Linked DNA regions of Homo sapiens: region 1 is linked to region 2. Evidence: chromatin loops called from intact Hi-C (ENCODE). Cell type or tissue: B cell. All regions are shown on one strand.

Evidence for each region. Peaks named below come from ENCODE experiments on the same cell type or tissue, not always from the same donor. Only the 100,000 strongest peaks of a DNase experiment are listed, where the experiment ranks them.
Region 1: it touches region 2 in a loop (9-fold over the local background); 2 of 110 quality-filtered maps call a loop at or near these places.

What each region holds. Positions count from the first base shown.
Region 1 is chr17:18,086,354-18,088,853 of GRCh38, reverse strand. DRG2 (developmentally regulated GTP binding protein 2) reads right to left here and starts at 906. Exons shown (of 13, transcript NM_001388.5): 1 at 767-906. The coding sequence starts at 830. RefSeq lists enhancers at 22-521, 479-528, 579-898, 522-1,023, 1,089-1,248. In B cell, no CTCF peak of the experiment used is centred here; a DNase peak (open chromatin) is centred at 963; H3K4me3 peaks cover 1,553 bases; H3K27ac peaks cover 1,613 bases.
Region 2 is chr17:17,750,885-17,753,384 of GRCh38, reverse strand. All of the region lies in intron 2 of RAI1 (retinoic acid induced 1), which reads right to left. Among named protein-coding and RNA genes, the nearest start is that of RAI1-AS1, 14 kb to the left of the region's middle. RefSeq lists enhancers at 429-1,130, 1,645-1,764 and a silencer at 835-1,304. In B cell, CTCF peaks have their summits at 771 and 1,220; DNase peaks (open chromatin) are centred at 1,054 and 2,344; H3K4me3 peaks cover 2,151 bases; H3K27ac peaks cover 2,500 bases.

The DNA.
Region 1 (2,500 bases), 340 kb before region 2:
CTCAAGTCCCACTTTGTCCTGGTGTCATCGTTCTCTCCTCACCTCTCTTCTGTGAGCTCCTCCAGCCCTTACATTCTAAAGTCCAGATTTGAGGCTTCATTATGTATTATCTATGTTGGGGTGTTTACTTTAAATACTGAGTGCTCACCATGTGCCCAGTGCTTTGTAAAGGCCATCTAATTTAACTCAGCTGTGTACTAAGATGGAGCAGGGGAGTATTACCCCATTTACAGATGAGGACACTGAGACTCCAAGAAATGAAGTGACTTTCCAATGTTTTACAGAAGGTACGTGGTGGACCTGGGGCTCAAACCCAGGCCTTCCAGACTCCAGAGTCCTGATTCCCTTGCTCCAATGGGCTCTCAGCTGCTGGGTGAGGCTGTTCCTGAGAGGTCTCCTCTTGCACTTCCCAAAACAACAGAGTAGACCCAGGCCCCAGGCCCAGCCATCAGGAGACTGAGGTTTGAACCCCAGCTCCGCCTCTCTCTGGGTCAGATGCTTGCTCTGTGAGCTGGGACTACTCTACTCGGGCACACGGTCTGGGACTGACCAGATCTCTTGGGGTACGTTTGCAGTCAGACCTGGGCGTGAGACCCGCTCCCGCCTGGCCCTGCCTTGGGCGCGCAGGGCGGCCTCGGCACTTGTCTGGCAACTTCTCCGCGGCCTCGGATCTTGCCCCAGCATTACTGCTGGAGTTGTTCCCCCATTTTACAGACAGGAAAACTGAGGCAGGCAGAAAGGAAGGCCCCGCCCGGCCGGCCCTCACCCTTGTTCTTCTGTGTCCGAGCGATCTCCTTCTCGATCTCCGAGATCTTCTCTAAGATCCCCATGGTAGCAGCAGAGGTGGGCGCACAGACAGCGGTGGCGGCGGCACCGGCAATTCCGGTCTGACGGCGGCGACAGAGTAGCGTGCGCCCGGAAGCCAAAGAGAACAGCGTTCTCGTGGGCGCCTGGTGCTCCAGGATTCAGAGTCCGGGCGAGCCAAGTGCCAGACACTATCGGTTCCGCCCGCTGGGCCGGCCAGGCTGCGGACCTCTGGAAAGAGCCGGGGCGGGGCCGGGCCATGCTGTACTGGCCCACGGCTGCGGCTGGCAGGAGCAAGCAAGGAAGAGAGGGAATCTGCCCGTGTTGAACTCTGAACTGCGGGTCCCTGAGCGCAGCTGACTGGCAGTGTAAGGAAAAGGGGCTGAGCCGAAAGCCTAGTGGCTTTCATTTTATACTATAAATGGAGGTGTCCAATCTTTTGGCTTCTCTGGGCCACATTGGAAGAATTGTCTTGGGCCACACGTAAAATACACCAACACTAACGATAGCTGATGAGCTTAAAAAAAAATCGCCAAAAAAACCCTCAATGTTTTGGCCGGGCGCGGTGGCTCACGCCTGTAATCCCAGCACTTTGGAAGGCCGAGACGGGCGGATCACCTGAGGTTGGGAGTTCGAGACCAGCCTGACCAACATGGAGAAACCCATGTCTACTAAAAATACAAAATTAGCCGGGCGTGGTGGCGCGCGCCTATAATCCCAGCTACTGGGAAGGCTGAGGCAGGAGAATTGCTTGAACCCGGGAGGCGGAGGTTGCGGTGAGTGGAGATTGCGCGCCATTGCACTCCAGCCTGGGCAACAAGAGCGAAACTCCATCTCAAAAAACAAACAAACAAAAAACCTCAGTTTTTTTTTCTTTGTTTTAGTTTTGTTTTTTTGAGACGGAGTCTCACTTTGTCATCCAGGCTGTAGTTCAGTGGTGTGATCTTGGCTCACCGCAACCTCCGACTCCTGGGTTCAAGTGATTCTCCTGCCTCAGCCTCCCAAGTAGTTGGGATTACAGGCGCGTGCCACCACACTCGGCTAATTTTTGTATTTTTAGTAGAGACGAGGTTTCACCATGTTGGCCAGGCTGGTCACGAACTCCTGACCTCAAGTGATCTGCCTGCCTCAGCCTCACAAAGTGCTGGGATTACAGGCGTGAGCCGCTGTGCCCTGCCTAAATTTCATAATGTTTTAAGAAAGTTTACGAATTTGTGTTTGGCCACATTCAAAGTGGTCCTGGGCCACATGTGGCTGCAGACCTCAGGTGGGACAAGCTTGAAGAGGTTCAAAATGGATCCCCAAGATGCTGCCACTGCACTCCAGCATGGGCAACAGAGCGAGAACCTGTCTCAAGAAAAAAAAAGTGGATCCCCATACCACCTTTTTTTTTTTTTTTTTTTTTTTGAGACAGGGTCTCACTTGATCACCCAGGCTGGTGTGCAGTGGCGTGATCACAGCTCACTGCAGCCTCGACCTCCCAGGCTCAGGTGATCCTCCCTCCTCAGTCTGGGAGAAAATCAGCCACCGCGCCTGGCTGATTTTTGTATTATGTTGTAGAGATGGAGTTTCACCATTGTTGCCCAGTCTGGTCTTGAACTTCTGAGCTCAAGGAATCTGCCAGCCTTGGCCTCCCAGAGTTCTGAGATTACAGGCATGAGCCACTGCACCTGCCCCCCATACCACCTTAACGCAG
Region 2 (2,500 bases):
TTTTCTCGCTGCTCTACCACTCCAACCCCCACTCCAACCCTGTCAAGCCAGGACAAGGCACAGCAAGTAATACACAAACGAAGAGTCAGATGCTGGGGCTCCCAGGTCTGGTCGGCAGGGGTCCTGAGCAGCCCTCACTCCAGGCCCCTCCAGCCTGTGTCTGTGACCCTGCCTTCCTCCTGAGGCAGGGCCAGCCCCTGGGGCTCCTGTCTGGCCAGCACAGTAGGCCATTCACCAAGGGCACACACCAAACCAGGCTCCTCGGGCCTGGGGTCCAGGCCAGACACTGACCCAGTGCCCTGGCTTTGGAGACAAACTCTTCTGTGTCTGGGTCTGAAGGCACATCTGTCTCCCTTCCTCCCAAGTCCCGGGCCAGTACAGCCGGCACCACCCACCAAGGAAGCCTCAGGCAACCTGATGAATGGAGGCATTCAACAACACAAACCGAGCACCTACTGTGTGCCAGGCCACAGACAGGGCCCTGCCCTGAGGCACACGTGTGATGAGGGCGGAGAGTGCACAAAAAGAGATATAAACGCTGGGCAGAGGAGTGCCAGGCAGGGCAGGTCACGGTCTGTGTGGAGAGCCTCCTGAGGGGGTGAGGAATCGGCCGGAAAGAAGGACTTTAAGAGTGTCCAGGAATGACGTGCAAAGGCCCTGTGGTGGTGAGGAGAGGGAGGGGCCAGCGTGGCAAGTAAGGTGGTCGGCCCCCGGGGACACGTCTGCAGTGCCTGGCCACCCACGGCCGGATGAGGATTAGGGGGCGCTGGCCTAGCAGGCCTCTCACTCTCAGACTCCAAGGGCCAAGAAAAACTACGGACAGGAAGCCCGGGTCTGGAGGCGTCCTTTGTTCGGGGCCGCCATCAAGGAGCACTCACCCCTATCCCAGGCTCCCGGGGCGGCTGTTCCGGAAGCCCCGCCCCTTTCCAGCCGCGCGCGGCCGCGCCCGCCTGTTAATCACAGGCAGCGCGCGCCAGTACAAGACCAGCCTCGCCCCGGGGGCCCCGCCCACAGGTCAGCCCCGCCCCTTTCCGCTCACCCCGCCCCGCCCCTCCGCAGTGTGACGGCCAATCAGGGGCGTCTGCCCGGGCTGGGGGCTGGGGCATGTGCGAACACAAAAGGCAGGAAATACGAGTAGTCTGGGGCGCTGTCACCATGGCTACCTGCGCCCGCGCGCCGCCCCGCGCCCAGTCCCGGCACTGGCCCGTGGGTATGCCGGGCGGGAGGCTCCTGCGGGGCGCTGGGCAGCCCTCTCCCCACAGGGCTGCAAGACCCTGGGCCTCCACTTCCTAGTCTGTGAAATGGGGTCACGTTTTGCCCAGGGCTGAATTCACTCATACTTCAACAAACATTTATTGAGTGCCTACTATGTTCGGGTGCTTGAGATCCACCACTATAAGAGATTAAAAAAACAAAAAATAAAAAAAAACTCTGCCCTTGGTGGCTTCTATGGGAGGAGTTGGGGAGACGCACGGAAGGGAGGCAGCCAATAAGCAGCAACATAAATCAGTAAATTGTACAGGGCGTTACACCGCGACTGAGTGCTCTGGGGGAAACATTCGCTAAGGGGAACGGGTACTAGGTTCGTAGTTTTAAATAAGGTGGTCTGGCAGGCCTCATCAAGAGAGGTAATTTGAGAGAAGACTCTAAGGAGAAGGAGGAATCGGCCCTGTGGCTCTCCAGGAAGAGCACTGCAGGCAGGACAGGCGGCCAGTGCGTGCAAAGGCCCAAGGCAGTAGTGTGCCCGCAGGAGAGCAAGGGGCCACGGTGCATAGCTAGGGAAGAGTTATGGCAGTGACACAGCAGAGCAAGCCAGCAGGTGCTCAGTCCAGTCGCTCTCTGTTCACTTTCCCTCCTCACCTTCCTTCTTTTTTTGCTACCCTTTCCTTCTCTACGGACAAGGGGAAAACACCAGCTTGAGGTGAGATAAACAGTAGTTTTAGGAGACATTCCCTCTGCAGTGTGGGTCGGAAGGATCTCAGACTTAGGTCACTGTTCTGGGCAAGCTCTAGGGGCAAAGCAGACACAGGAGCCGAGAAGCCAGGCTCTCTTAGCCTTTGCACAGGCCCCTCTGCCTGGCATGCCTTTCCTTTTCAGTCTGACAGACTCCCACCTTAGCCTTCAAAGCCCGACCAAATGTCACCTCCTCGGGAAGCGTGGGCTACCTGCCTTGATGAGGCTCCACTTCCTGGAGCTACTCTTCCATACAGACCCCATCCTAGCACTGGCCACACACCCCTCCCTCCCGCTTTCCTGCATGGAGGGCTGCTAAGGGGCAGAAAGGCCAACATGCCAGCACTTGTCAATCATAAAGAGCCAGAAAGACAAAACCGGAAGTCGACGGCTAATGGTTACTAGCCACATGTGTACCCATCTTCCTCCTCTGTGGAAGGCGGAAGGAAACAGATGCCCTCCAAATATGGACAGCTGAAATGATGAAGTGCTGAGCCCTGGCCCAGACCCTCAGAGAGATGTACTCAACCACCTCCCCACCCTTGGA